Regions from separate parts of the Homo sapiens genome. Here region 2 is linked to region 1. A link is a loop called in an ENCODE intact Hi-C map of the cell type or tissue named here. Cell type or tissue: PC-9. All regions are shown on one strand. Links, peaks and the distances in the headings refer to the core of each region. The heading gives the core; the rest is flanking DNA.

The links. Hi-C counts contacts between places; a loop is a spot of excess contacts. Peaks named below come from ENCODE experiments on the same cell type or tissue, not always from the same donor. Only the 100,000 strongest peaks of a DNase experiment are listed, where the experiment ranks them.
Region 2: a loop joins it to region 1, with 6 times the contacts of the local background. A loop is called at or near these places in 2 of 110 quality-filtered maps.

Annotation. Positions count from the first base shown.
Region 1 is chr6:119,326,722-119,342,800 of GRCh38, forward strand. All of the region lies in intron 2 of MAN1A1 (mannosidase alpha class 1A member 1), which reads right to left. It also overlaps the pseudogene RNU6-194P. Among named protein-coding and RNA genes, the nearest start is that of MAN1A1, 15 kb to the right of the region's middle. In PC-9, for the core only: CTCF peaks have their summits at 7,186 and 7,391; no DNase peak of the experiment used is centred there.
Region 2 is chr6:120,367,590-120,383,046 of GRCh38, forward strand. No RefSeq gene overlaps it. Among named protein-coding and RNA genes, the nearest start is that of MIR3144, 360 kb to the left of the region's middle. In PC-9, for the core only: CTCF peaks have their summits at 11,196 and 11,399; a DNase peak (open chromatin) is centred at 11,212.

The sequences.
Region 1 (16,079 bases), core at 3,174-11,173:
CTTGTGAGAACTCACTATCAAGAGCACAGCATGGGGGAAACTGCCTCCGTGATTCAATTACCTCCACCTGGCCTCTCCCTTGACACGTGGGGATTGTGGGGATTATGGGGATTACAATTCAAATGAGATATGGGTGAGGACACAAAGCCTAACCATATCAAGACCACATGATTTACCACTGACTGTTGAGTAGCTCTACGTATGCAAGTGACTGTGCTTGACTTCACACACTGTACACATACATAGTACCAAAAGTGGTAAGCAGAGTGAATGACCACCCTACCCCAAATATTTCCATGCTGTAATCCCCAGACCTGTGCACATGTTATTTCACATGGCAAAGGGAGTTGGCAGGTATGATGAAAGTTACTTAAGAACAATTAAGTTGCCCTTAAAGAGCAACCTGGATTATCCAGGTGGGCCCAATCTAATAAGTGGGCCCTTAAATGCAAAGAACATTCTTCAGCTGGGGGCAGAAGAGATGCAGCAGAATGGAAAGTCAGAGATTCAGCTGAACAGGACTCCATGTGATGTTGCTGGTTTGAAAAAGGAGTGTTCAGTTCTTGCTTTGTCAACATGTATGAACACTGGAACAACACAGAGAAGATTAGCACGGCCCCTCCGCAAGGATCATGTGCAAATTTATGAAGCATTCCGTTTTTTTTTTTTGTTTTTTTTTTTTTTTTGAGACAGGGTCTCGCTCTGTCGCCCAGGCTGGAGTGCAGTGGCTCAATCTTGGCTCACTGCAATCTCCACCTCGTGGGTTCAGGCGATTCTCCTGCCTCATCCTCCCAAGGAGCTGGGATTACAGGCATGCACCACCATGTCTGGCTAATTTTTGTATTTTTAATAGAGATGGGGTTTCACCATGTTGGCCAGGCTACATTCCATATTTTTAAGATGGTAGTAAAACATGGTGACTATAGCTAAGAACACTGTACTGTATACTTGAAAACTGCTAAGAAAGTAAATTTTAAGTGCTCCCACCAAAAGAAATGGTAAGTATGTGAGGTAACAGATATGGTGATTAGCTGAATTTGGCCATTCCACAATGGTTACATATTTTGAAATGTGTACACCATAAATATATACAATTTTTGTCTAAATGAATGAATGAATGAAAAGAAAATGAAGGGAGCAAACTGACGAAGAATGCAGGTGGCCTTCAGAAACTGAGAGTCGACTGACAGCAAGGAAATGGGGACCTTAGTTCTACAGTTGGCAAGGAACTGAATTTTGCCAACAACCTGAATGAGCTTGTAAAACAGATTCTCCCCCAGAGCCAGAGAAGAGCCTGGGCCAGCTGACAGCTCATTTTTGGCCTTATGAGACTCAGTGCAGAGAAACCAAACAAGGCCACTCTGACTCTGACCTAGAACTGTAAGATATTAATTTGTATTGTTTTAAGTCACTCTGTGATAATTTGTTAGAGCAATGAAAGAAAACACACCACACAACATGCCCAAGAAGAACAGTAAGTCACCCACTGCCACACCATGAATTACCAAGTGGCAGACAGGGATTTAGAAACCCGGTCTTCAAACCCCAAAACTATTTCCTTAAGTAATCAATATCTGCAAAGGTTTCCTAGCATGCAAACAGTTGTGCATCCGCTCACTTGCTGGCTCCTCACATCCAGGAAAGGTAGGCATTATCATCACTCTCACAGGTAAGAGATAAAGCTCAAATGCACTGTATATCTTCACAGGGTTGGACTGTTAATAAGTGGCAAAGCCACAAGCTCTCTCATCTCAGTGCCTTTGTGTGTGCTGCCTTTAACACTAAGAAAGTAGTAAGTAGGTTAAAACAAAGTGAGTCATAAAAACAGAGAAAAATAATTTTCTGCTGTTCAGGGGATAAGAACAGGCAAGAATTTATGGAATGAATAAGATTTAAATTGGGTCTTGATAGACAGGTAGGATTTCAAAAGATAAGACCTGATTATTTTGTAAATTTGGAATCAAATTCTTGATTTGATGTGTGCAGGTGTGTGTTTTAACTGGTCACCATTTACGTGTTTAGACTTCATCACATAATGAAGCAGCAATATGAGAGGCTGTGAAACGGTTACCATCTCAGGGAAAGTAAGTTTGGTTCCTGAACTGATATTTTGCAGGAATGTTTGTATGACAGTTAATGGAACAATATAAAATGCTAAAGGTGGGGAACTGTCATTTCAATAAGGTAAAACCTTCCATAATGAATATATAGCAGAACTCTGGACAACTTGCCTCTGACAAGTAGGCCCACAACAGAGAAATTTTCAATAAGATAAATACAGCAAAGCAGATGTCTGGATGCAGCAGAGATGCCAGAAAACCTCTGTGCAGCCAGGCAATCCTCTTCTTTCTGTCACTTAGGAGGCTCTGTGCCATGCCTACATTTGCACTAAAAATCAATACTCCACCCCCCTGGCCATAGATGATTAGACACTTAACTAAAGCTGGGTCAGATTCTCCATTCTGGGAATTTGGAATTGAGCCTCTGAGATGCTTATTACAAAGTCTATTAGTGTTTAAACTTATTGGCTATGTAAACTTGAGTACTGATTCATAAGACAGCCTGTCTGCAGAGGAAAGAATAAAGCATGTATGACTGAAGACAAAAGACTAAGTAGCCCAGAGTAAGAAATGAGGAATAGCAGTCTTGGTTCCCTGTACCTTCACATTTGTAATTCCAGGTTCTGTGAGGTCTTCACCTAAATCCATGAGAGATTCCTTTTTATAATAAATATCCCCCCCCCACCCACTGACTCCAAATTAAGTGGATTTACATTCTTACTAACAAATGATCTCTTGTATCAGATTCTCAAAAAAGCACTTGGGAACATGTGTCTTCCTTGATAGGTCAATCTACTTGTTTGCCTTGTCCAAATATGGCAGAGTGGTTGAATCCCGCTAAGGAAAAATCAAACGAGTGAGCAGAGGGGGCCAGCTGCCGGCTCCAACTGTGTGCTCAGCAGTGCCCAGCAAGTATTCTGTTTCTTTACTCAGCCTTCTCATTGCCCCTTGTCATCCTGCAGCTACCACCCCACCTCTCTGGCCTCGTTCACAGTTACCTTCTTGAAAGAATAGTCTGTGCCCTTCCTTAGCTCCACTGCAATACAGCTGCTACCCTGAATACTGCACTGAATCAGCCCCAGTAAGGGTCATCTTCTACCTGCTTCTTACCAAATCCACAGAACACTTCTTAGTCCTTATCTTGACTCTCAGCAGCATTTGACACTGCTGAGACTCACTCCTTCAAATACTGAATATCTAAAAATGCTCCAGAGTGCCACACTCTGCCAGTTTTCTTCCTGCATCTCTCTGATTGCTCCTTCTCTGTCACCACTTACTCTGCACATCCTGTAAATGTTGATGTTCCTTGGGCTTCTAAGCCCTTGACTCTTTGTACAGGACACATTATCCCTAATAGATCTTATTTATTTCCATAGTTTGATGGCCTCAAGATTGGCATCTCTAGCCTAGACTTCTCTTTGCAGTGCTTGTTGTATACATCCAACTGCTCACAAGAGACCTCCAATTGGACATCTTTCTCCTCTAATGCCACATATCCTAAACCACATCCATTACCCCTCTCCACTCCTCTCTCTCTCCTGACGATTCCAACCATCAGAAAACCCGTGACCCAATCAGGAACCCAAGAACCTCTTTATCTCCATTTCCTCTCTCACTCTCCATTTTTAAGTGCCCACAAAGTTCTATAAATTCCGGTTTTAAGTATCTCAAGGATCTGTTCACTTTCTCTATCTTCACTACCCCTTTATGCATTTAGGCCATCCTCATCTCTCACCTGGATTACTGCCGAGCCTTCTAACACATGTCCTGGACTCCAGTCTTATCCAAAAATGCAGATTTGATATTATTTCTGCAACTTGAAACCCTCCCATGGTTCCTGATGATCTCAGGATAAAGTCTAAACACCTGGTCAGACGCCTTCTCTGCTTCATTTCTGTGGCCCACTTCCTCTTCTCAGCACTACTACTCTGGCTCAGTCCTCTGGCTGCCCTGGGGACCTTCATACATTCCATTCCTATCCTGCGGCCCTCTTCATCTTGCCTGCAACCGGCTAATTCCCACTCATCCTCAGGTCTAATACTTTACTTCATTTAGAAAGTGTTCCTGAACCCCCTAATCTGCCAGAGTTATGTTCTACTCCAGGTTCCCATAGTAACTCTAGGCCCCTCCCAGGGTACTTGTCACAGGGCCTCCTTACTCTCTACCCCTTTGGGCTCCATGTGGGCAGTGGTGATAATGGTCTTGTTTACTGTCATCTCTCCAGTGCCTTGCACAGGGTGGTACTTCTAAATATTTGTAGGAGGGTTGTTGGAAGTGATTCTTAATCTGATTTATTAAAGGAAAATATTAAAATTAAAAAAAAATTATTTGGGTTTGAATGATAACTGTATCGCCCCATTTGCAGAAAGAGTTATACTGTCCGGATCTCTTAAGATCAATTAAACAGAGCCTTTGTTGTCACTTCTATATACAACTTGACTGTCAAGTCAGTAACAATATATTATTTTGACTCATAGAATTCTTTTTGGTGATATACCTCACTGTGAATTTAAAATTCATACTGCATTTTTGTTAATGTGGTCACACTTTATAGAATCTCTTGCTTAAAAATTAAATAATTGTAACATTATGTATCCTAAACTTTAGGAGTCATAGTTGCCCCAAGATGAGGGAGAATAAAGGAAGCAAATTTAGATTTGTTTCTTCCAGTGACAATTGTTTTTCTCTTGATTTAAACAACTTTCCAGAACCCCCAATAACTTTCATTAATGCTTAAGGTATTATTTTAGATAATTATATACACGCACATAACCATGTACATATTATGCATATATATATATATATATATATATATATAATCAAGGGGATATAAACATACATGAACACATACTAGTAAATATAGTTGTTAAGTTGAGCACAATATTACTCTTGAGAGGCTTTTCCAAACAAACTGAGCATTGGTGTTGCTTTCAGAATTAAAGCATGTTGTCTGCCACAAGCTGGGGTGGAAATTGTGCCAGTCCTCACCTCACTTCCCTTTACTTCCTTCTCAGGCAGAGGAGTGACTGCAACAGGAGTCCTGATTCTTTATTCAAGGTGGGTAAGATCTGAGCCTGCCAAGGCCCCAGGGGATATGGGGAACCCAGCAGAGATGAGTGCACAAGAAGAGGGTGGGGGCAGGGACCAGACAGACCTGGATTTCAACCTCGCAGGAGCTGCTCGACCCTGGGCAATTTGCTTGCCCCTTCCTGGCTTCAATTTCCTATGTATAAAATGAGGAGAATAATGTCAAATACCCATATTCTGAGAAAAACCAAATACTTGTTGTTCTGAGAATTTAATGAGAATATGTACATAAAGTGGTGAGCATAGTATCTAATAGGAAGTGAACACTCAACAAATGGTATCCTGTAGTTACTGGCATACTTTTCACCATTCCAGAATTAAAACTGCAGATAAAGGAGACAAAATCTATGCCAAGATGATATTTTAAAAATCTCATTATTGATTTCCTTAATTATATATAATAACACTAACTGATGGTATAAAATCAATTAAGGAGCCACTCTCAGAACAGGAAGAATAACAAACACATTCTATTAGGAGAAAAAGGGAATACATGATGGAGTATAACTGAGAAGCTGCACTTTTTATTAAAAGTATAGTTTTAACTGTTGCCTCTGTTTTAAACCTAGAGAAAAAGAGAAAATTATCAGACATTGCTATTATTGCTGTTGTTATTCATAAACCAAAAATACTTGGAAATTAATAGCTGAGGTTTAAGAGCCAACTGGCCGGGCACGGTGGCTCACGCCTGTAATCCCAGCGCTTTGGGAGGCCAAGGTGGGAGGATCACCTGAGGTCAGGAGTTGGAGACCAGCCTGGCCAACATGGTGAAACCTGGTCTCTACCAAAAATACAAAAATTAGCTGGGCGTGGTGGCGGGCACCTGTAATCCCAGCTACTCCAGAGGCTGAGGCTGCAGTGAGCTGAGATCATGCCACTGCACTCCAGCCTGGGCGACAAGAGCAAAACTCCATCTCAAGAAAAAAAAAAAAAAGCCAATTGAGGAATATAATTTTTATTTTAAATATGAAGGCAAAATTCTTTTTAAAAGAGAAATATCTAACTTGGGGACTTGGTATATACCAGTGGAAGACTCCGGGCTGCATAACACACAACAGACACTTATGGCTACTAATGTGTTGTGTGCCCCCGGGGTTTGTGAAGACAGGGCACTCCAGAGTAAAGTAAAGGAGCAGAGATCTCACCCTGAGGTGGAGGAAGAACCCTCCCTCCCTGCCAGTTTGGTTTATTACCTTCAAATCAGCCCCTGAAAATGCTGTCTGCAAAAATCCCTCAGTGTTTTGGAAAACACTAGCAACACGGGTGATGCATGAGATTTCAAATCAATCAAAGGCATTACTTCCTAAGACAGCTTTCGAGCAATTCTATTGATAATTAAAGGTCCACAAATATGCTAACTAATCATATAACTAGACAGCTTCCTCCCTCAGGAATTCTAAAAGGTAGGAGTGAGTGCCCACAGGTCAGAAAAAGGTGATCCTTCTGAACACCAGTGGTAATGTATGGAATTCACCTCTCAAGGTTCCAGGAAGCGAGAGGGCTGCTCATTCCCTGCTGCCAATCATAGTCAATTACTGAGTATTAAGGTGACTAGTCTTCTGACGTGTGTAACATATATAATACCACTTCTGCAACTCTCCTGATGTCTGCCTTTGCACCATTAGTACCGCCTCTCTCCAGCAGAACACACTGAAGGATGGAAGATGATTAAGAGCATGGGTAAAGTACCACAGAAAAAGACAGCTAATACTAAATTAAGCTAATTATTAAGCTAGAACTAACACCTGATTACCTGCAGCATATCTGGCTATAAAATCCTCAACCTCTATTACCAGATCAGTCAAAAGTGGAGAATTTCTGTCAAAACCTGTATTTATCAAGAATACATAAATTCAGACTAGTTTTCTAATAAATAATCTACTCCTGGTTAACTCAGACCAATACCTGGTATTATACTTTGCCCATCTTCTTCCTAGTTTTCAAAGAAGTCCCTTCTAAATGTCTAAATTCTAGTGCCTTTACCTTATAAAAACCTAGGGTGTAATTCTTCAGATCACAGGTGGGTGGAGAACTACAACCACAGAAGCAAATACACTGACTTCCCAGACTCTCAGGTATATTCTAATAGGACCGTAGTTAAAGCTTTAAGCAAGAAGCAGATGGAAAGCATCACCATCCCCAACTCTCCCAAAGACACCTGTTTTAAACTTCCTATTTCAGCTCATCCTACTATGCTATATCTTGGAATATAACTCTTTTTTCAATTTATAAAATTACAATGGTTTATTTTCGATCAATTTTAGAAACATTTGACAAGGTATGGGAAGTAAACAGAAATAACCTTTGATTTTAATTTTCCTATTTTCTTTACCATCAACAGCAAGCAGATTTTAAATTCTAAGATTGAAAAATATAGACCTAGGGGGATTTTAAAAAGCTTGGGAAAAGAGACCCAAATATCCTCGTGCCCAACAAAGAATATCTTTCCTTTTATTAGTTGGTTTTTATTAAACAATTCCTGCCTTGAAGTCTAACATGAAATACTTTAAAAGTTAAAAATTATATCATAGATTAAAAGCTTTCTATTGTTTTAGGTTGAATCATAAGAACTTAAGTGTACCTCGTATGTTAAGACTAAAACAGCCAAAATGTTCTTCTGAAAATCTTTAAGAGTATAATGTTCCAATAAAAGGAAGTAAACTTTTAGAACATTAGTTGGTGTTCTGTTTCCAAATCTAATCCTCCAGGCATAAACTACATTTAAGGAGCAGATTAAAACCACCCAAGAACAAATTATTAATTCAGTTTTCCATTTCACTCTTGAATTCTTGTCTTAAATGCACTAGGAATCTCTGCTGCCAATGTAGTTAAAGCTGCAGCAGCTCTAATAATCAACGGATATTATCACAAAGGGTGGATACATCCTAAAATGAAAGCACCATATGCCTAATTATTGAGCTAAATTTACACATGTAGTTATCTCTGAATGAAACATTTTCAGCTTTTCAGCTCACAAAAATTATTTCTTTCTATGCCCTGAAGGTATTTCTCCAGATTTCTTTATCCCTGGCTTTCTTTCCTCCCCACATATCTGAGTGTTGTGTGACAGCAGGCCCAGAAGTCAGAAGTAACTGGACACTGATGAATGAATGAGGAACCACTCCATTCAACACCCTCTCTATGGTTTTCCTGAGGATGAGCATCCCTTCTGTGTAATAACAATTCTAACAAGGCAAAATAATGCTTACTTTCCTGCCATAGGAAGTGAGAAATTTGGCAACAACAACTAAAAGGGGAGGCAACAATAGAAAATAGAAGCTATTGGTCAATACAGCAATACTGCAGCCAAAACATACTTTTCTTTCCTGGAAATGACTTTCTGAATCCAATTTACCTACCAACCCCTTTCCTTATCACTCCTACCAATTCCTAGCTGCTAGTAAGTACATACTATGTATTGAATAATGAATGATACATGCCAGGCATTGCGCTGAGAGATTCACATACATTTTCTATTTTAATTCTTACAACAACTCTGAAAAAGAGGAATTATTAACTCCATTTCAAAGGCGTGGAAAGGGAGGACAGAAGTGTTTCTACTCTGCCATACTGCCTCACATTTATAAAACATTTTGTTGATATACTTAATCTGGGTTACATTTAGGATGAATTGCCTTTTATTGTCAAATTCTGGGCCACGGACCTATGAGATAAAAAAGGTGTCCCCACTTCTAGGGTGTCTGAAATCTACTTGAAAGATAACATATATGCACACAAAATCAGTGACACACAGGCCAAAGATAGAAATAATCAATAACATGGGAATTTGGAGAAGGGAGAAATCAGTGAAGGTTGAGAGTGTAGAGAGGGCTTCATGAGGACATGGATTTTGAGCAAGTGAGAAGACTCTCCTTTTGAGAACCATAAAGTAAACAAGGTGAAATCCTAAACGACATGTGTTCTGGAGATAGTAACTATGTAAGTTTTGTGGAAGCACAGTCCTTCCTGGGAAGTAACAGAGATACAACTCAACAAATAAACTGATGCAGATTTACAGAAGACTACGGATGCCAAGCTAAACATTTGTGACTTCACTGTGACTTCATTCTAGAGCAAAATGTTTTTCTAGCTGAAGTCACTGGACCAGAAGCATCAGTATCACCTAGCAACATGCTAAAAATGCAAATTCTGGGGCCCACCCAGGCCTACTGAATCAGAAACTCCAGGCTTTCAAAATTTTTTTATTATTATTTTTTTTGAGACAGAGTCTCACTCTGTCACCCAGGCTGGAGTGCAGTGGCACAATCTCGGTTCACTGCAACCTCCGCCTCCTGGGTTCAAGTGATTCTTCTGCCTCAGCCTCCCGAGTAGCTGGGACTACAGGCTCACGCCACCACACCTGGCTAGTTTTTGTATTTTTCGTAGAGACAGGGTTTTACCACGTTGGCCAGGCTGGTCTTGAATTCCTGGCCTCAAGTGATCCTCCCTTCGGCCTCCCAAAGTGCTGGGATTACAGGTGTGAGCCACTGCGCCCGGCACCAGCAATCTGTTTTAACATGCCCTCCAGGTGATTCTGATGCATGTTGAAGTCTGAATCATTACTTTATAGGAAATGGAGGACCATTAAAACCTGAGTTGGGCAATACGAGAGAAGTGATGTTTTAGGAATATTAATAGTCATCTGTAGAATAAACTGCAAAAGGGACCACTGACAAATGCATAAAATTCATTGAGCCTCTACCATGCAATTATTTATATGACACAGCACTTTTCAGGAGAAACAATATGAAATTGGGAAATAGAAAACCAAGCTTCTTTCTCTTTCTCAAAATATCACACCTTCTTAGGGAGGAACATGTTTATGTAATTCTGATTTCTCTAGTGGAAAATAATAGCTAACCTATGACTTTTCATTTTAGTGTGGTACTGTAAGCATTACTCATTAAGACACCTTTATCTCTCAAAAAATTTTGCCAAAATGGAAACAAAACAAAACCAACTCTAGGTATATCCTGTATAAAATTGAAATACAAGAAAAATGGCAACCCTTATTAAATACTGTCCAGTATTCTAGGTAATAAAGAAAATAAATGAAGACTCTACCTACTTTAAAAATAACATATCTAAAAAAAAAATACTGGCTGTAGATATAAACACTTTTCAATAAAATAACAGAATCTTTATATTCGAGTGTTGACCTTTAAAGGAATCTCACAATCATCTACATTTATTTCAGCAGTGTTGTATTTGGTCAAAAGACTTTTTTTTGTTTTTGGCACCACTTTCACCAGTTTACAGTCATATAAGAAAATGAATGCAGTTTTCATTTTATAAATCATTCTGGAAAACAACTTGAAAACTGGAAAAGGCATTTCCTATATTCATTAGTCTCTTTATTCACTAGGTCTGATTCTAAATGACTTCTGACTGTTGTAAAAAAAAAAAATCAAAAAGACAAAGACTTGTAGCCCATGAGTATATACATTAGAAAGGACTTCAAAGATGAGCGGACACCACTTCTGGAATACCAGATTACTTAGCGCGAAATCACACTTAACCTGAGTAACTCCTGTAGGCATGTTTATTTCAAAGAGCATATTCATTCAACAAATACATACTGGGCCCTATTATGGGCAGGGCCCAGAGCTAACTGATCTGTTGGACACATGGATGAATAGGGGAAGCTCTTTCTCCTGCCCTCAATATGATAGTTCTGGAAGGGACGGACGACTGCAAAGAGCCAATGTCATAGAAATTCTGTATTCTTGGGAGTTAGGGAAAACAGAAGTACTTCCAACCCTACACTGTGGCTTTATCTTATTACTGATGGAATACTTAATAAATCATCATTTTTATTCACCCTAACTGCTAAAGCAGCTTTCAACAGTAGTTAATAAATCACCTTCATTTTCTATTCTCCTCAACCACCCCACCTTTAAAGCTACTGAGTTCTTCATTACACATTCTATGTTAAGTAACCACAGGAGGATTAAATAATGAAGACTAACCAAAATGCTTAATATGAGTGAATGTATACAATGCATTAGATATATGCCAATTATAAAATACGTTTTTTACTACATAAAGTTCATTTTATACTTCCTAATAAGAATGCCTTATAAAATTGCTGACTTGGGCTAATAACTCCTTAAATCACAATATGGACTTCTCAGGCATTTCTAATTATGAGCTGAAAACCTGTAGTTGGCTAGATAAAACATTCAACACTGCTAGTTGACTAAAAAAAAAAAAAAAGTCTCCAAAAATAGCACTGTAAATATTCTAAAATTACTATCATGTCTAACCACAATTTATAAAAATAATATAGTACATTTATGTCAATCGTTATTCATCACGTTAACACAGTGTTATAGCCAAATTTAAATAGTTCTGGCGCTTGGCAGACTTTTATGAACCAAGGTCAGAATATAAATACATTTTGAAATATGCAGCTCTTCACTATCTTAAAAAACATGACTAAAAACATTTGAAGGATTTAGGGTGGAAAAAAAAAAGCCCAAACTTCACACACAAAATATCATGCTTTTCTTTAAAAATAAAATATCTTTGACAAAATGCATATTTATCCTATTTACAACACTGAAGGCCTCTCACATACAAAAGATTAGCCTGCCTCTTCACACATAAGAACAAATATTTCTAGGAAATCTCATGATTTCCTTTTGGTTAATTTTTCTTCTTTAAGAATTCAGCTGTGTAAGACTTGCCATTTTCTGGCATCATTAAAATCACTTCTGAAATTCTATTTGGACTACTTTTGATCTTCAACTATTAGAAAAGCATCCTGATTCATTCCAAAAGGAGAAAGATCCTTCCGCAGATCTCCAGAGAGGTCAATACCTTCCTCAAGTATCTGAGGCAAAATCCCAACTGTCACTTAAAAATGAAGATGCGCTGGTAAAGCTGGCTAGGTCTCAGCTGAAGGATGTGGGCTGTCCCAAGTGCCTGGTAAGAGCTCCTATCAATAAAGGATATTTTATTCTAAGTGTGCAATCTAGGGGAAAAATTTTTTTTCTTGCAACTTTGCTTTATAAAATCCTAACTCTCGCCTTCAGGACTTTGCCTCCCACAGGAGTCCACGTTCATTGAGCCGGCTTGCCAGATCCATCTCCCCTGGTGGATTTCACTCCTTAGGCCTCCAAGCTCTGCCATCTTCTCTATCTTCCTCCTTTCAAAATTTCCTTGTTCTATCTATACAACTCACAAGGAAGAAATGCAAATGATCAACACAGGAGAAAGTGTTGATCAAAGAAAAGCAAACTGAAAATGCCATATACTGCTTCATCACTTATGAAATTCACAAAGAATCAACAGACTCCATTCATTATATGACACATGGGAGTATAAATGGTTTCTGGAAAGTTATCCCTCAAAATGTACTATCTGTTGGCCAATTTATTTCCCCTCTTAAGAATTTAAGAGAAAATCCCACTTACCAGGGTGTGTGCAATAAAAAGTGAGACACAAATTTACTGGACAAAGCTGTCTGTCTCAGCATTTTTAATAAAAACAAAAAAGTGGAAATAATCTAAATGTTCAGGTCCAAGGGACTGGTTAAATAAAGTATCATGTTTTGACATGGATATACTGTGCCAACATAAAATGACACTTGCAAAGAAAATGAAAAACAAAAAGTATATATAGTGTGGTTATAACCCGGCGTCGGGGGGTGGGAACGAACTTACATATTGGGGTTAGGGAGGAGCATCATTGACACTACTTAGTGACTGATAAAACTATGAAGGATTTGTTTTTTTTTTTCTACTCTAGTGTGCTTTCAAATTTTTCTTTCCCAAGCAGACATGAGTTTATAAAGCGAAATAAGACAATGGAAGATACTTGCTTCAACAAACCTATTCTATCCTTTGATAAGACAAATCTCAAAGTATAATATTAATAATTCTGCTGAGCAACTTTATCCATCTATTTCTAAAGCAAGCCTTTAAGAATCAATAAATGGACACGCATGGTGGCTCATGCCTATAATCCCAGCACTTTGGGAGGCCAAGGTGGGTGGATCACTTGAGATCAGGAATTTGAGACTAGCCTGGCCAATGTGGGGAAACCTTGCCTCTACCAAAAATACAAAAATTAGCCAAGCATGGTGGCAGGTGTCTGTAATCCCAGCTACTCAGGAGGCTGAGGCAGGAGAATCGCCTGAACCTAGGAGGCGGAGGTTGCAGCAAGACAAGATTGCACCACTGCACTCCAGCCTTGGCAACAGAGCAAGACTCCATCTCAAAAACAAAAACAAAACAAAAACAGTAAAAAGGAAACACTGGTGGTGAATTTCTGGCAGCTGGGAATGAGATTTTGAGACTGGGTAGATACCCCTGAGCTTCCCTAATCATTCCACAGGTCTGTTCTCTTGTCTTATGCCCCGACAGAGAGAGATACAGTGAGGAAACACACTCCCCTTTTAGTACATAGCTCCAGCATGTATTCCCGTGAAAGAGGAACTAGGGACAGACAATCATGACCTAAACATCAGCTCAGGAAGCTGGACATGCCACCCCCAGTGTAGGCTAGGATCCCTGGCCTCCTGTCCTATTTCTGAGATCATCCTGTCACTTAGAAGAATTGAGTGTTCTGAAGGGACCTTGAGAAGACCATTTAATGAGGAAGGATTTGGCAGAAATGGAGACACTAGCAATAGCTTGTAGTCTATGGATGGCTTGAGTTCACGTCTTGGCCATAGTCATTCACAGGCCTTCGGACACCAATTACTGCCACCCCCTTTCTCATAAACTCCTAGCACAGACAAACAGGCACCAGCAACAAAGGTTGTTTCAGAGGGTAGCAATGCTGTGTTATTAAACCACCCTTTCAGAACTTGGTGTCCTTCATCAGGTTTTTATCCCCTCATCTCCATGCCCTCTCTCATACTAAGTTGCTAATACTAAACACTCCCACACAAGACAGGACGATCTAATTAGTGACCCACATAAAAACATGAACAATGCAAATGAAAAGTTAATATAATATGTTCTGAGTGTCACTTGAATGAACGATGTAGAGCAAGAGTGATGAGAAAGCAGCAGAGCAAATCAGGAACTGGGCTTTTGATAAACTTAAGAGCCAGGGAGATGAGCAGACTGAGAAACACGAGCGAGAAGGAGTCATTCTAGTCACAAAAGTCAAGTAAACAGGAAGGATACGTGTACTTTTCAATTTTATTATCTCTGTTCTGGATTATCTGCAGGACTGCTCAGCTCTAAAGTACCTAAAGCAACTACCAGAGTATTCATGACAGAAATGAGGGCTGTGACTTTTAAATGCTCTTAAGCCTTAATCTCATTTGGTTTTTTTTCAAGTACCTAATGATCACAGAAGTCTTTATCAAAACTCAGTGGGGGCGGGGCACTGCTGCCACATTCTCCGGAGCAAAGGAATTAGCCAGTATTGCTTTCTTAGGCAATCCCCTACCCAGCAAAGACGTCCCACCTCCCTCTAGGATGGTCTCAGTGGGGCTTCTGGCAGTTGGCCTGCCATTTAGGGCTGAGGAGGAGGGAGGGCCTGGTCAGCCAGTCACCAAAGCACACGTTCTCATTAGAGTCAAGATTATCCCAGGTGGAGTGGGGCCTGGTTCTCAGTACTTCTCAACACCTAAGAAGCAATTCTCAGCTATTGTTTGTACACTGGGGGAATCTCAGGAAGTCACAGCTCACAGGCCTTATTTCTCATGTGTAAAATGAGTAGTGGGTCTGGAATCCTAATAAATCTAAATTCAATGTGAAGGTCTCAAAAAGACCAAACTCTCTGAGCTACAAAATAAAACTGATTTATGCTAACTTTGACTACTAAGTGATGGACTGAGCTCTGATTATAGAATTTATCATAATTATATAATTTTTGCCAAGCCTAAAATAATAATTCTCACTTCTTAAAAACATTCCTCCAAGATGAAACAGATTGAAATTCACTTTACTCGATCTCTCTCTCTATTTAGAAGAATAACTTCAATACTTAAGATAGATAACTCAGCCAAGGCATGGTGGCTCACACCTGTAATCCCAACACTTTGGGGTGCCGAGGTGGGAGGACTGCTTCAGCTCAGGACTTTGAAACCAGCCCGGGAAATATAGTGAGACCCGATCTGCATTGTGTAAATAAAAAAATTATTTATTAGAAAAAAGAGAAATTAAGATAACTCGACTGTGACTACTCTGAAAGATGGTATCTGCGGGAATAGGCATATTTGACTATGAGAAAGAGACAAATTAATTCTTTAACATATATTCTGAAGAAGCTGAAGATGTATATGCAGTAAGTATATCATTCTAAAGATACTTAAGTTTTTTTGGAATTTGGTAAAAATCAAAGAAAATCAGAGTTGACCGTAGCAAAATAAAATTATAGGTATGGAAGATCTTTTTGATGAACTGGAAATGTATCCCTTTAAGCACTAAAACTCAATTTTAACTATTTTTGATACCCTTTTGAAACTTCATTATCCACTTTCCTGAGTTATTAAACAGCATATGGATCAATGCAATCTTGGCTTGATGGCTTTAGGTGGTGACCAGTAACAGCAATAATCACAAGCAGCATTTGTTGTGTGCCCACTTCATGTCTGATACCATTCTAAGTGCTTTACTATCACATTTAAGCCTCAGGATCCAACAAAGTGGGTACTATTAACCTCATTTTACAAATGAGGAAACTAAAGTTCTGAGAGATTAAGTAATTTGCAGACGGTCACAAAGCAAGAGAATGGTAGAGGCCAGATTCAGACCCACGTTATCTGAGTCCAGATCCACCCTTCTAACCACTACATTGCTTCAAATGGATGGATCAGAGACAGGTAAGTGCATCCCAAAAGAGAATCGCCAGAACCTACTTGGGTGGAGAGAATTGCCCATAGATTGGTGTGATTTTTACATGTCTACTTTTAAAACAATCATCCTTTAGGTTAGCTGTCATTCTTCTATTATCCATGGTGCAATATCA
Region 2 (15,457 bases), core at 7,458-15,457, 1.0 Mb after region 1:
AATAGTAGTTTGATGGGAATAGAATGAACTCTATAAATTACTTTGAGCAATATAACCATTTTCATGATACTGATTCTTCCTATCCATGAGCATGGAATGTTTCTTCATTTGTTTGTTTCCTCTCTTATTTCCGGGAGTGGTGGTTTGTAGTTCTCCTTGAAGAGGTTGTTCACATCCTTGTAAGCTGTATTCCTAGGTATTTTATTCTCTTTGTACCAATTGTGAATGGGAGTTCATTCATGATTTGGCTTTCTGCTTCTCTATTGCTTGTGTATAGGAATGCTTGTGATTTTTACACATTGATTTTGTATCCTGAAACTTTGCTGAAGTTGCTTATCAGCTTATGGAGTTTTTGGGCTGAGATGATGGGATTTTCTAAATACAGAATTATGTTATCTGCAGAGACAATTTGACTTACCCTCTTCCTGTTTGAATACCCTTTGTTTCTGCACAGCAAAATAAACTAGCATTAGAGTGAACAGGCAACCTGTAGAATGAGAGAACATTTTTGCAGTCTACCCATCTGACAAAGGTCTAATATACAGAATTTAGAAGGAACTTAAAGAAGTTTACAAGAAAAAAACAACCCCATCAAAAAGTGGACAAGGGATATGAACAGATGCTTCTCTTTTTATGTGGCCAACAAACATATGGAAAAAAACTCATCATCATTGATATTAGAGAAATGCAAATCAAAACCTCAATGAGACATCATCTCATGCCAGTTAGAATGGTGATTATTAAAAAGTCAGAAACAATAGATGCTGGCAAGGCTGTGGAGAAATAGGAATGCTTTTACACTGTTGGTGGGAGTGTAAATTAATTCAATAATTGTGGAAGACAGTGTGGCGATTCCTTAAAGATCTAGAACCAGAAATACCATGTGACCTGACAATCCCAATACTGGGTATACACCCAAAGGAATATAAATCTTTCTACTATAAAAAACACATGCACACGTATGTTTATTGCAGCACTATTTACAATAGTAAAGACATGGAACCAACCGAAATGCCCATCAATGATAGACTGGATAAAGAAAATGTGGCACATATACACCATGGAATCTGTGCAGCCATAAACAAGGATGAGTTCATGTCCTTTGCAGGGACATGGGTGAAGCTAGAAGCCATAATCCTCAGCAAACTAATCCAGGAACAGAAAACCAAACACCACATGTTCTCACTCATAAGGGGAGCTGGACAACAAGAACACATGGACACAGGGAGGGGAACAACACACAGTGGAGCCTGTTGGGGAGGAGGGGGTAAGGGGAGGGAGAGCATTAGGACAAATACCTAATGCATGTGGGGCCTAAAACCTAGATGATGCGTTGACGGTGCAGCAAGCCGCCATGGCACATGTATACCTATGTAACAAACCTACGCATTGTGTAAAAAAAAAAAAATTATCACAAGAGAAAAAGAAAGTCATTATATAATAGTAAAAGGATCAATTCATCAAGAAATGTAGCAAATTGTTAATATATATGTGCCTAATTTCCGAGCACGTAAGGCAAACATTGACATAAGTAAAGGGAGAAATAGCAACTCAATAACATTAAGGAAATTTAATACACTACTTTCAATAATGGATAGAAAAAAAACAGACAATGAATCAAACTTGAACAATATTATAAATCAAATTGACTTACTAGACTTATACAGAACATTTTGCCAAACAGAAACTAAGTATACATTCTCAAGTGCAAACAACGTTTTCCAAGATAGATAACATAATAGATAACAAAAGATGTCTGAACAAAATTAAGAAGATTGAATCATATGAAGTATATTTCCTCCCCAACATTGAACGAAACTTTAAATAAATAGCAGAAGAAAAATTTAATGATTTACAAGTATGTTGCAGTTAAATAACACACTTTTGAACAACCAGTGATCAAAAAAGAACTTAAAGAGAAATTAGATATTATCTTGAGGCTCAAAAAATAATGAAACAACATACCAATACTTATCAGATACAGCAAAAGCAGTACTAAGGGGTAAGTTAATAGTGATAAATTCCTACAGTAAAAAAGGAAGGTCTCAAATAAACAACCTAATACCTTCAGAAACTAGAAAAAAGAATAACAAATTAAGCCCAAATTAGCAAAAGGAATGAAGCAAGGAAGATTAGAAGAGAAATAAATAAAATAGGAAATAGAGAAACAGTTGAAAAAAGCAATAAAACTAAGAGGTAGTTTTTTGAAAAGGTAAAGAAAATTGACAAACCATAAGCTAGACTAAGAAAAAAAAATACTCAAATACATAAAATCAGAACTGAAAGAGGAGACATTACAAATGATACCACAGAAGTAAAAACAATCATGAGACTGCTATGAGCAATTATGTGCCAACAAATTGGATAAATTAGAAAGAATAATAAATTCTAGAAGCATACAAACTACCAACAAAATCATAAAGAAATAAAAAAAAATCTAAACAGATCTATGCTGAGTAAGAAGATTGAATGAGTAATTAAAAACCTTTTAACAAAAAAAAAAAAAGCCCAGGAACATTTGGCTTCTCTCATGAATTCTACCAAAGTTTTAAAGAAGAATTAACAACAATGCTTTCTAAACTCTTCCAAAAAATTTAAGAGGAGAAAAAAATTTCAGAACTCATTTATGAGATGGGCATTATCCTAATGCCAAAGCCAGACAAAGATACTACAACAAAATAAAATTAAAAGCCAATGTTCCTGGTGAATATAATTGCAAATGTCCTTAATAAGATACCACCAGACCAAATCAGCAGCACATTAAAAGGATCATTCACTATGATCTGGTGAGAATTCTTGGAATGCAAGAATGGTTGAACATATGAAAATCAATTAATGTGATATACCACATTCACATAATAAAGGATAAAAATTACAAATTTATCTCGATAGATGAGGAAAAGCAGTGTGACAAAGTTAAGCATCTTTTTATTAGAAGAAAAACTTCCCATAAACTATAAATGAAAGCAAATTGCTTCAAGATGATAAAGGCAATATATGAAGGCAACACAGCTAGCATCATTAAACGCTGAAAAAGGGCCCAAAACTGTTAGAGGTCTCACACTTCTTGATTTAAAAACATATTACAGATTATAAAACTATAGTAATTAAAACAGTATGATACTGGCATAAAGACACACATATAGACCAGTGGAACAGAATACAGAGCCTAAAAACAAATTTATGCAAATACAGTCAACTGATTTTTGCAAGGGTATCATGAATACAGAATGGGAAAAGGATAGTCTCTTCAATACATGATGCGGGAAAACTGGATATCCACATCCAAAAATAAATAGGACCCTTATATCATATACAAAAAACAGATTAACAAATTTAAATATAATACCTGAAATTGTAAAATTCCTAGAAGAAAACATAGGGGTAAAGTTTCATGACATTAGTCTTGGCAATGATTTCATAGATATGATGCCAAAAGCAAAGGCAACAAAATAAAAAAATAGAGAAGTGGGACTTCCCTGAACTAAAAACTTGTATACAGCAAAGGAAACAATCAACACAATTAAAAGGCTACCGATGGAATGGGAGAAAATATTTGCAAACCGTATGTCTGAGTTAATGTCCAAAATTTATAAGAAACTCCTACAACTTGATGTCAAATAAACCTAACGACCCAATTATAAATAGACTAAAATCTTGAATAGACATTTCTCCAAAGCAGACATACAAATGGCCAACAGGTACTTGAAAAGAAACTCAATGTCATGAATCAAAAAAGAAATTCAAATTAAAACCACAATGAGCTATCATCCCATTGTTGATTGTTCAGATGGCTAATATTATAAAATGAAAAGACAAGTGAGGATGTGGAGTAATTGTAACTCTTCTACACTGTTGTATGAGAATACAAAATGATGCAACTGCTATGGAAAACAGTATTGAGGTTCCTCAAAAAATTAAAAATAGAATAACCATATGATCCAGCAATCCTACTTTTGTCTATTTATGCACAATAATTGAAATCAGAATCTCTAAGACATATTTGGACTCCTGTGGTTTTTCTGAGGCACTATTCACAATAGCCAAGATCTAGAAACAATCTAAATGTTTATCAATAGATGAACAGGTAACGAAAATGTGATTTGCACAAGCAATGTGATGTTACTCAGCCTTAAAAAGAAAAAGGAGTATTCAGTTACATGTGTGAGTTTTGAAGACATGCTTACTGAAATTAACCAACCACAGGGACAAATACCATATGATTCAACTTATGTGAAGTATCTAAAATTTAAAAAAATCATAGAATCAGAGAGTGGAATGGTGGCTTTCAAGGGCTAGCAGGAGGGGAAAACAGGGATTTGCTAATCAATAAGCATAAATTTTTAGAGACTCAGGATGAGTAAGTTATGGAGATCTGCTGTGCCACATTGTGCCTATAGTTAACAGTACTATAGCGTACAACTTAAACATTTCCTAAGAGGCTAGATACCATGTTGAGTGTTCTTATCACAGCCAAACAAATAAAAATAAAATAAAAAATGAGAAAAGTTTTAATAATGCCCAATATTTACTTTCTCCCTCAATCTTTACCTTCCCTTAAACATTTCATTAAAAAAGTAAACCTCCTCACAGTATCTCAATCACAGGATAAGTCAAAATACATTGTAATTGAGGCTTATCTCCCCTACCGGACAATATATGGGATAGAGACCATGTCCGTTTTCTTCATAATTTTATCTCAGATGTCTTGTATAGGCCATTATTCCATACGAAGGAATTCTCTACTTAACCAGTAAACAGATTCTGGGATTTTAAAAAATAACTCATTTAATCTACAACCCACTGCATTCTGTTTTTCTTGTGCATAATTTCTTTAAAACTATTCTTGCCATGGCCATTTTTCTAAATTCCATGGAAATTTTAAAGGCCCTAATTTACCTGACTATATTATAATAGTTTTAAACTGCTTGACCACACCTGTCTGGAAATTGTCAATTCCTTAATTTACATAAAAATACTGATTTTTCTTCTCTCATTTTTTAGTAATCTTGTATCTCTTTCTCCTCTTCCTTTGAACATGCTAATTATCTTGATATTTTATAGAGTTCCATTTTCAATCCTTCTGTCATTTAATCTCACCTAAAGTATTCCAAAATTTTGAAAGCCATCTACAATGTGAGAAACTTCAGTATAATAATTGTCAGCTTTTCCAAAACCATATAACCTGTTCCCCACTGGATATCCCCATATGAACTTCAAGTTCATTACATACAAAAATAAGCCGATTATCTACCAATCACCTCCTTCTTCACTCTAAGTCTGCTTTAATTCTTTATTCCCTGTACCAGTTTTTGGTCCAGCCTTCCAGCCTGCTGTCAACACCATTAAATAGGAAACCATCATTCAGTTCTCCTTTTTATTCAAGTAATCAGTTATCAAATCCTGTTGGCTCTGTTTGTACTTCTTTATTTGCCTAACTCTTTTTCACTTTTTCCACAACTTTAGAAGTTGCCATCTTCAGTTTTCACTGAAATTATCAAAATAACTTCCTGTACCCCAAATACTTACTTACTTCAACCTATTATTTACATTGCTGCCAAAGTAAATGTATCTACAATATATGATTAAATCATTCCCTATTAAAAATCCTTTAGCTGTTTTTCATTGCCTTTAATAAAAAGGATAACTCACTTAATGAAACTCTCATACTCCTCTCTAAATTAACATCTGGTTCCCCATTCGTTTCCAGTCACCTCTAATTTCCTTTTGGCCACAGTGCCAGACATATTAGGTTGGTGCAAAAGTAACTGTGGTTTTTGCCATTGAAAGTAAACCACAGGTGCTTTTGCGCCAACCTAGTAGGAACTATTCTAAGTCCCACCAGTATACTAGATCTCTCTCTCCTCAAGTTGTTGCATGTGCTTCCTCCTTCCACTTGGACAACTATCTCTGAGATTTCAATCACCATCTCTTTCCTGAAGTTTACTCTAAACTTGCTCTGTCTTCAAAGTTCACCTTTGGGGAACCCTGTATATATTCTATTAACATTCACTGTAGTTCTATCATAGAAATTGTTATCCTGTATTAAGTTCTTCTCTCTTCCTCACCCTTTGCAATATTGCATTATATTGAAACCACGTAAAAGTAAAAATACTTTGTCATTTCTGAAGCACAATTTTGACACAATGCAATTCCTTTATTAGAGACCTCGTTCTTTTTTCTTTTTATAGTCAAGGTCTCATTCTGTCACCCAGGCTGGGGTGCAGTGGCCTGATCATAACTCATTGAAGCCTCAAACTCCTGGGCTCAAGCAATCCTCCTGCCTCAATCTCCCAAATAGCTAGGACCACAGGAGCACACTACCATGCCCAGCTTGTTACTGATTTGGAGTGACTGAAACCAGAATAATAATTCCACCAGAAATTCTCTTTCAGGAGGTACATTTTGGTTTTCAATATTAGTATTGTATGTAAATGTCTGTAGATTTTATTGTTAAAAATTCACTATTTTTTTCCATGTGGGTTTTTGCTTTTAAAAAGTGCTGTCTATGGATGTAGATAATTTATAGGAATTTGTTAACTTTTTCAGACTAGTTATAGTTTATTTTTATACACATGGTGATCATTCATTAAATGACCTCCTTTTCTCTGAAAGTGTTCATGCTCTTGCATATATATATCTCTCTTACACTTTACCTGGAAGTTATATTTAAACTAATAAATTATGTGCTGTGAAATTCATTCAACTGGTTTGAGAAAACTGTAGGAAACTCTTAACAATGTTTTAATTGTTTCCACTGGGTGTATTTGTCTATAATGGAAAAGCTAAAGAACTCAAACCTTAATGTGTTTCCTTACTATGTGGTGGAAAACAATTTTGAAAGTTAAACACAAGGTTAGGAATACAACAGAGAGACAGAGGTTGAGCTTTTGATTCAGAAAAGGGAATTCATGACATTCTAAAATTGTGATTCATCAAATTTGAAATTTCTTTCATCTCCCCTTTGTGTATAGGCTCAACAATACTACTATCTGGGGACATAATACAATATTATATGATACTAAGTACCTAAAAATACAGAATATCAAATTACAATAATTTTGTATAAATATTTGAGAGTTATTTGAAAAAATGTCATTATTTTGAAATTCATTGTTGTAATTAGCACCATCTTAATATGTGTCTTACTTTTGGGAATGATTCATAAACTATAATATTTAAATAATGTTTCCACTGATATTCTTAGCAATTTTTATTTTAGATTGATTGGACTGAACTCTTTGGAATGGATTTACATTTCTATTTATTAATATAATATACATATGTTCCTTTTGTAAACAGTCAAATGGAGTAGGAATAGATATTTCTGACATAAAGCTGACTGAGCCAAAAGTTAAAATGAAACTGATATGGTGAAATAAAACCGGTTCTATATTCATTTTTCTGCCTACTGGAAAATTGGGATATCTGATATAATGCAGAGAATTAGTGATTTCAGTTTCCGAAAAAGATGTAAACATCTTTTGATGTTGTTGTTATATAGAATTTTGATACTGGGGCATTGCAATCTGCAGAGTTAGTATTGGACAATGTGTGCCACATTAGATGTGTTAATTTCATGCAGGATGTAGTATTAGTATCATTACATTGCCCTCGTAAAGAATGTCACTCATTATTTCACTTAATGGTTATGCCCTGAAAACTCCGAAGGCCCTGGTGGATATTTTCATTAAGGTGACATCTAGGGACAGTTAATGAGAATGGCTTGAGAAAGTTGGTTTCCTTTTAGGTAATGTACGAAAAGTAAAAACCAGAGGAAAATAAGGTATTTATCTAAGTGACTTTGTTTATTCAAGGGTTTAATTGTGGTTCTTATTGCAACTTACCTTAGACCTTTCCCTATGTGTTTACCAGGTTCCAAGAGACATTATTTATCCTTTAGCAGAATCTTTATATCCTGAAGTTTCATTTTAAAGATTATTTTCTGTTTTTATTTTATTTTCTGGTTTACCCACAGCCTTGCCGCCTTCCATGTTAAAGTCTTGTATTCATTTATTCCTCCTTGAAATTATATCTATCAATTTCTAGGCCATATGCTCTGGATAACTCATTTTGATGGGTGCTCGAAATTGTAAATGTTAACCACAGTAGAAAAAGAAATTTTAACGTGTGCAAGCAAATGTTCTCGAACATCAGCAGTAAAAAAAATCCCAACTAAAAACTCCTACCAAAGACAATTTGATCATAAACCTCTCAAGCAGAAAATTGGCAATCACTGTAGAAACAATTCCTCAGGAAGGTATTCAACTTTCAAATAACCCTGAAATAAAGCAACCCAATGACCTTTGCTTTCCAAAGATGAAACCTTACTCCTCCCTTCATATCAGGATCCTCTAGAAAGCAAGCCTTGGGTAAAACAGGAAGAGAGTCACCGGGAGGTGTGAGCCTTCTGTAATGCATGGAAGGTAAAAATACGTGCTCCTTCTTTACTGAACATTAAAGAGGATTCAATTAGTTCCAAAGCCTTTGGGAAATGGTACAGGTTTGAATGGTATCAGTTGTATCAAGATCATAAAGACAGACACCAGGGCTCATTAAGCACTCAGCGAATGGAAGTATGCCCCTAGCTTTTTATACAATTCAACACAACTGGTCCTAGTCTGGAATCATTAGGAATATAATCAAGAAACAGCAGTGAATTTTTTGTTGTGTTTCTTTCAGTTTACTTTTAAAGATTATCCTTAGCATTTTAGACATTTGGTAGGTGTAGTATGTCCCTAAGTCTCTGCTCCTTTAACACTATATGCTTATGTCATATGCATACATTATACTTATGCATAAAAATATATTCAGACTCCACTGTTTCTTCTTTCACTTCAACATGAATTCTAGATGATTACATTTGAATATATGTGTGTATATATATATTTTTCAGCTGCTAATAACTTCTACAATAAATATGAATTTGAATTTAGAAAAGACATTGGGAATTATAGAAAATGTACTGTGACATTTACCTTAAACCATCATGACAAAACTCACTTCCCACAAGTCACTAAGATAACCATATCATAATTGAAAAATTAAATATAACCTAAACATTTAAATGTGAAAATATACCTGCCCCATAATAAACAAATCAGAAAGCATATAAATATGTATTGTGGAGGGAAAATCCAAGTCCTGTTTTCTTACATTTATGATATACTCAATTATAAAATGTTGTTTATCTTTGTCTTTCCTAACCTACTATTTTCATGAAAAGGAGATTTCAGATTACAATATTTTAAAGGCAACAACATGTAGGAAATTGTACTATGAACCAAAGACAACCACAAAAATTGAAATGTACTTAAGAACTCAAAGCTATATATAGTATGTATAGGTGGACAAAAAGATCCATTCACCTCACAACTGTAAATCTCATCAATTAGAGGGCAGAAAGGAAACAGGCAAATGTAGAGGGTGGAAGGAGCCACTGACCTAGGTTGGAGTTCTAGGCTTCCCAGTGCTTTCTGAACGTGATTCTCTAGGATCCTCAGTTCATCTCTTTCATCTCTAAAGGTTTATAAATATAAGTGATTATGAGCTTGATTCTTCAGATTTTTTTTTTTTTTTTTGAGATGGAGTCTCACTGTCGCCCATGCTGGAGTTCAGTGGTGCCATCTCTGCTCACTGCAATCTCTGCCTCCAGGGTTGAAGCAATTCTCCTGCCTCAGCCTCCGAGTAACTGGGATTACAGGGGCCCGCCCCCATGCCCGGCTAATTTTTGTATTTTTAGTAGAGACGGGTTTCACCATGTTGGTCAGGCTGGTCTTGAACTCCTGACCTCAGGTGATTCGCCAGCCTTGGCCTCCCAAAGTGCTGAAATTACAGGCATGAGCCACTGCGCCTGGCCCAGAAAACATTTAGCATATGTATACTGTCTTGTTTGAGGAAACAGTATCATGTTATGTGAAAGAGATTTTTTTTAAAACTCCATTAAAAATGTGTAAAAAAGAAGTTAGCATTAGTGATTAAAGTGCATTAGTTCCAATTATTCAAAAACTTTTACGTATGTATAATAATTTTTTAAAACAGTGAGCAATTTAGAAGCCGCCACTGCATTTCAACCAGAATTTAAAAGAGATTTTATTACTTTAAGTGTAAAAGTATATATTACTAATGCCTACTCAAGTACTTAATATAAAATATAACATGTTTTATTTTTAAAAATTAGGCTATTGTATCTAGTTAGATATGTACTCTATCAATCCCAATTCCCTCAGGAATTTGAACAAAATAGCATTAGACTGAAAATGCTAACCAAGAATGCCTCTGCAGCAATAGAACGTATAAGGTGACAATAAATTTTCTAGAAAGCTGTGCAGGTTATAAAAGAACAGTTTCATTGATTGATTCATCTGAATTTAGGTATGTTAGGTATGCAATTTTCATGATAAAATGTTAGTGTGCAATTCAGGAACAGAAGTGGTTGCCAATTTGAAATACGTTTCTTATTGAAAAATCTACTGAACAGATGTTTGATCACCAATAAATCCTGCCATTTATATCATGTTTTTATTTTGTTTTGTTTGTGTTTATCTGAGGCAGGAGTAATAAGCCAATTGGCAGAATAAGACACTTGGGTTCTGCCCTTGGCTTTACCTTTAATTGTCTTGATGGCTCCATGCAATTGAGTGGGTTGCATTAGAGGTTTTGACTTATGACTGTTAGACACTCCCAGTCTCTGAAATAGTACTTGTTTATGAAGAATATGTTGGAAAACATGGCTAGCAGAATTATCTAGGGTGATTTCTTTCTACCAATGAATGTTCCTGATTTTCTTCCTGTCTGAATTTGCCCTTTCCCAACATAGCCATTTCTCCAATCACTTCTGCTTCTCAATTATCTAGGACAACTTCACACTTAGACTGTGATTTCTTCTCTGGGTCTTCCCACCCAATCAAACTTCAGTAATTCTCTTTGGCTCCAGTTTCCTTATAATTCACATCTCTAATTCTTTTGTCTCCTATGTATTATATTTTTTCTTTGCTTTTATTCTTAAGTACTTTTAATCCAAGTACTTAAGGGTTTGACAGATTCAGCATCGTGTTAAGGTGACACAATACTTCTACTACTACTATAGTGTATCAAATAAATGCCCTTGTAGGAAGAAATCAGTCAATTTACTTTATATTGTTTTATTCAGGTAGTTACCACTTTCAACCAATAGGTGGAGAGACCTTTACAGAGTGATTTGAAGTGTACTGAGAGCGCCACCTCTCAAAAATTCTAAGCCATGTAATTCCTGTATGTCATTAAGGAATGCTCCTATATTCAAAGGGACATAACCTATATTCAAAGGGACCTCATAGAAGGGAGGTATGCTATTTTTTCAGTTATGAATTTATTGCAGTGAGCCCTTTGGAGTTTTCAAATGTGGGAAAGAGTTCAGAACTACAATTTACATGATAAGACAGAAAATAAGGGAACATTTGAAAAGTTACTAATCAGGGAATTGCTGAGGGAGGCCAACCCACCTACACAGGCACTGCAAGTCGGATTTTGTAAAGCCAGAGGACAGCATGAGAATAAAGGAAACAACAATAACAACAGATGGCAATTGAAAAGTGATACAGTTGAAATATGTGGGGGGGCTCTGTGTCTCATTTCAGAGTCTTTATAACTTAAACTTCATACCAATTTTTGTGAAAAATAATTATAGATCTACATTTTTTTCCCTTTCAAATTGGGTGGTAAACATTGCAGGGCACATTTTGATATACAAGAGTCAACTAGTAATTGATACTGTTTTGGTGGAGGAAGATGAGACTCCAAGCTGCTTTTGAAGAAAGGTTCTACCCTTTCTTGCCTTAATTTCTGTGCGCGAGTGGAAAGTTGTACATGCTTAGAAGAAGACTAAACTTTTAGATTTGCTTAATGTAGCTACAAGTCTGACAGACTCATTCTGGGTTTCAGGACATTTGAATCTCCCTTTTTTATAGTAATTCTGTATTTCTGCCTCCTATTTAAAAGAGCAAGTTGGAACTAGCTCCTATGTGGCTTCTGTCAAAGGTGCAGTGATACTGGGAGGAAATTCTTATGCTTATATAACTTATATGACTCATATATATCCTTGGATCAAAATACATCTTACAAAGTATAACTTAATATTTTAGTGCAACATGAAACTACTTAGAATGAAATCAGTTTTGAAATCCAGTTTATATCAGGCTAGATTATGCTGAGATAATTTTAAAAACCTCCCAATCTCAGACTTTAAACTACTCAGATTTTATTTCTTATTCATGCTTTATGCCCATTATGAGTCTCCAGTTTTCTGCATTATTCTAACCCTCATACACAGGCTAAGAAATGGGTACCATACTGAGCATGGTCATTGCACCACGACGGAAAGAAAAGAAAGCTCTAGAGGACCCACACAGGCAATTAAGTAACACAGAGCACTCACATTTAACAACCATTAACTAAAGTATTCACATGACTGGATGACCACAGTGAGCAAAGAAGTGCTGTCATCACTCATGTCTAGAATAAGAATTAAAAATATTCAGGGAGTAGAAATATAGCCACCACAAATCTAAATTGCTTAAAACATATATATATATATAAAATAGTAATTACATGGTCATTTAGGCCACATTTGCTATATGCATAATACTAAGAATATTTTTTACATGAATTAGAATCTACTATATACGATACACGTGAGGATTTTATTTTAAATATCAAGAAAACTTTCAGTTTTGTTTTCCATATCCAGAGATTTATTTCCTATCTAGTGTGGTTCAGTGTATAATTGATACGGTTTCCCTTTTTGCCATGGCTGCCAGGAAACAAGATACATTTGAAACTCAATCATAGCAATTTTGTTGAGCTTTAGAATGGTAAGTTTTCTTATGTTGTTTTGCATTCCCTAGTGTATAATTTCTATTTGTATTTTTAATATAAATATTTACTTATTCTGCTATTTGTTGTCAAAAGCGTGACATTTTTGTAGAAAAAAAACACAAGCAAAAACCAAACCAATCCAAATGGAAACATAAAAGTTTTGAAAAACCCTTCTAAATAACTATGAAATAAATGAAGAAATCAAAACTAAACTCAGAAACTATTAAAAAAGGAATGATAACAAAAACACAGCATAATACATACCAACATGTATATGAATAACAAAATTTGCAGAAGAAAATATCATGGCATTAAGTGCATAGCATAGCAATTTCCTTTAACAATTGATTATAAATGGATAAAAATAAAGGATAGATAATAATAAAATAAAAATACGTAAATATATGAAATAATAAATGCAAAAAAACCTGGTTATTTTTTAAAGATAAATAGATCAAATATATCTGGAAATTCTAAAAAAAAATTACAGAAAAGCAAATGAGAAACACTGACAATGAGAAAAGGCAATGGAAACAAGGAGAAATAATATAATTAGAAGAGGATATTTAGGATAAATATTAGGCTAAACATTTGAAACAATAGATCAGATGAATCTGTGCTAGAAAAATATGTCATGATAATTTGGCTCTACAGAAACCATAATTTCTTAATCTGAATAATGTAAATGCTCTTTACTTGTCCTGAACTTCTAAAGTCAATTCTAAAGTCAATAGAATCCACCAATATCTCTAGGATTTTATTCCAAATCCCTCTCATATATTGTACAATTTTGATTTATCCCCATAAAGCATGAGAGCTATGTCAAGACTATTACCCGTCCATAGATTTGATGATATTAATACATGGGAATCTGGGGCAAAAGTAACAATTAAGTTTGTTTATTTAATCTTAATGGGTTGAGAGAAAATATAGTAATATTTATAACCAAAAATATATTAGTAGTCAGAACCACAAAAAAATGCTTCTAAAAATCAATATGAGCAAAGGGTATTAATAATTTATAAATAAATAAAGATATAAAATAAAAGATAATTCCTAAACATACTCATAATGATGGCGTACAAATTAAAATACAGATACAGTATTCCTTATTGCTCTTCAAAATGTAAAATATTAAGTACATTGATGAGTATTTCAACTGTAAAGCTCTTATGAAAAACAAAATCTAAACATGCAGGGATTTTACTTTGTGCTTCCATTTCCAGGAATCTATACTACCAGAATAATCACATGTGTTCAAATATGATCAGTGAAGCATTGCTTGTAATATTGAATGATTGGAAAAATCCCAAATTCATCATCAACAAATAATTGATTAAATTCATCATGGTTCATTTACCCCTCAAATTACTAGAATCATCTGAAAATAACAAGTAGGTAGATATACATGCATTAGCACATAAAAATTTTTAAGAGAGTATAAAGAAAAAATGTCAAGTGCAATAAAACCCACATAGAATAATACATATATTTTAAAATATATAGATATACGTGAACATATATGCTTTTATACATGAAATTATGTATGTAGAAATCCATCTATCTATCTATCTACACATATATATGAAAACATATGCATGTAAATATATGGTGGCATAAATGCAAATGTATGCTTCTAAAAATATATAAAGGAAAGAAGACATCTTAAAATGTTGACAGTGGTTATTGCTGAGGAAGAAAATGAAAACAGAGACTGAGGACAGGGCAGGAAACATTTTTCTATTTATCTTTACCCTTTGGCTAAATCTTTTCAAAGCATGTTTATGTAGCTTTTATTTAACTATTAAAATAAACGTTTTAAAAATATATATTATTTATATATATTAACTATCCACAACAGTTTCAATTTTATTTTTTTAAATCCATAGATCGGCCGGGCATGGTGGCTCACGCCTGTAATCCCAGCACTTTGGGAGGCCAAGGAGGGCGGATCATGTCAGGAGATCAAGACCATCCTGGCTAACTCGGTGAAACCCCGTCTCTACTAAAAATAAAAAAAATTAACCGGGAGTGGTGGCAGACGCCTGTAGTCTCAGCTACTCGGGAGGCTGAGGCAGGAGAATGGCGTGAACCCGGGAGGTGGAGCTGGCAGTGGGCTGAGATCCAGCCACTGCCCTTTAGCCTGGGCGACAGAGCAAGACTCCCTCTCAAATAAAATAAAATAACAACATAACATAACATAACATAACATAACATAACATAACATAACATAACATAACATAACATAACATAAATAAAATAAATAAAATAAAATAAATAAAATATCCATAGATCAACAATCATTTGTAAACTACATTGCTCTTTTTAATAAATAGATGAGAAACATACCTAGGCCCTGTAGCTTAACTCATAGGTCCCAGGGAGGGTAACATTTGACTCTCTTCCCCTAAGCCTTGAGGAGTTGAGCAGATAATTCAGTGTCCCTCTTCTCACCTGTTCCACCCAGAGCTGGTCTCTCATGAGTGTGCTAGAGCCAGGCAATCATCTTTGCCACAGTCTCTCTCACATGCACCACACACCCCAGAGTAGGACTCGCAGAATGATGTCACGCTAAGGATCATGGAGAACGTGTTTTGGGTTT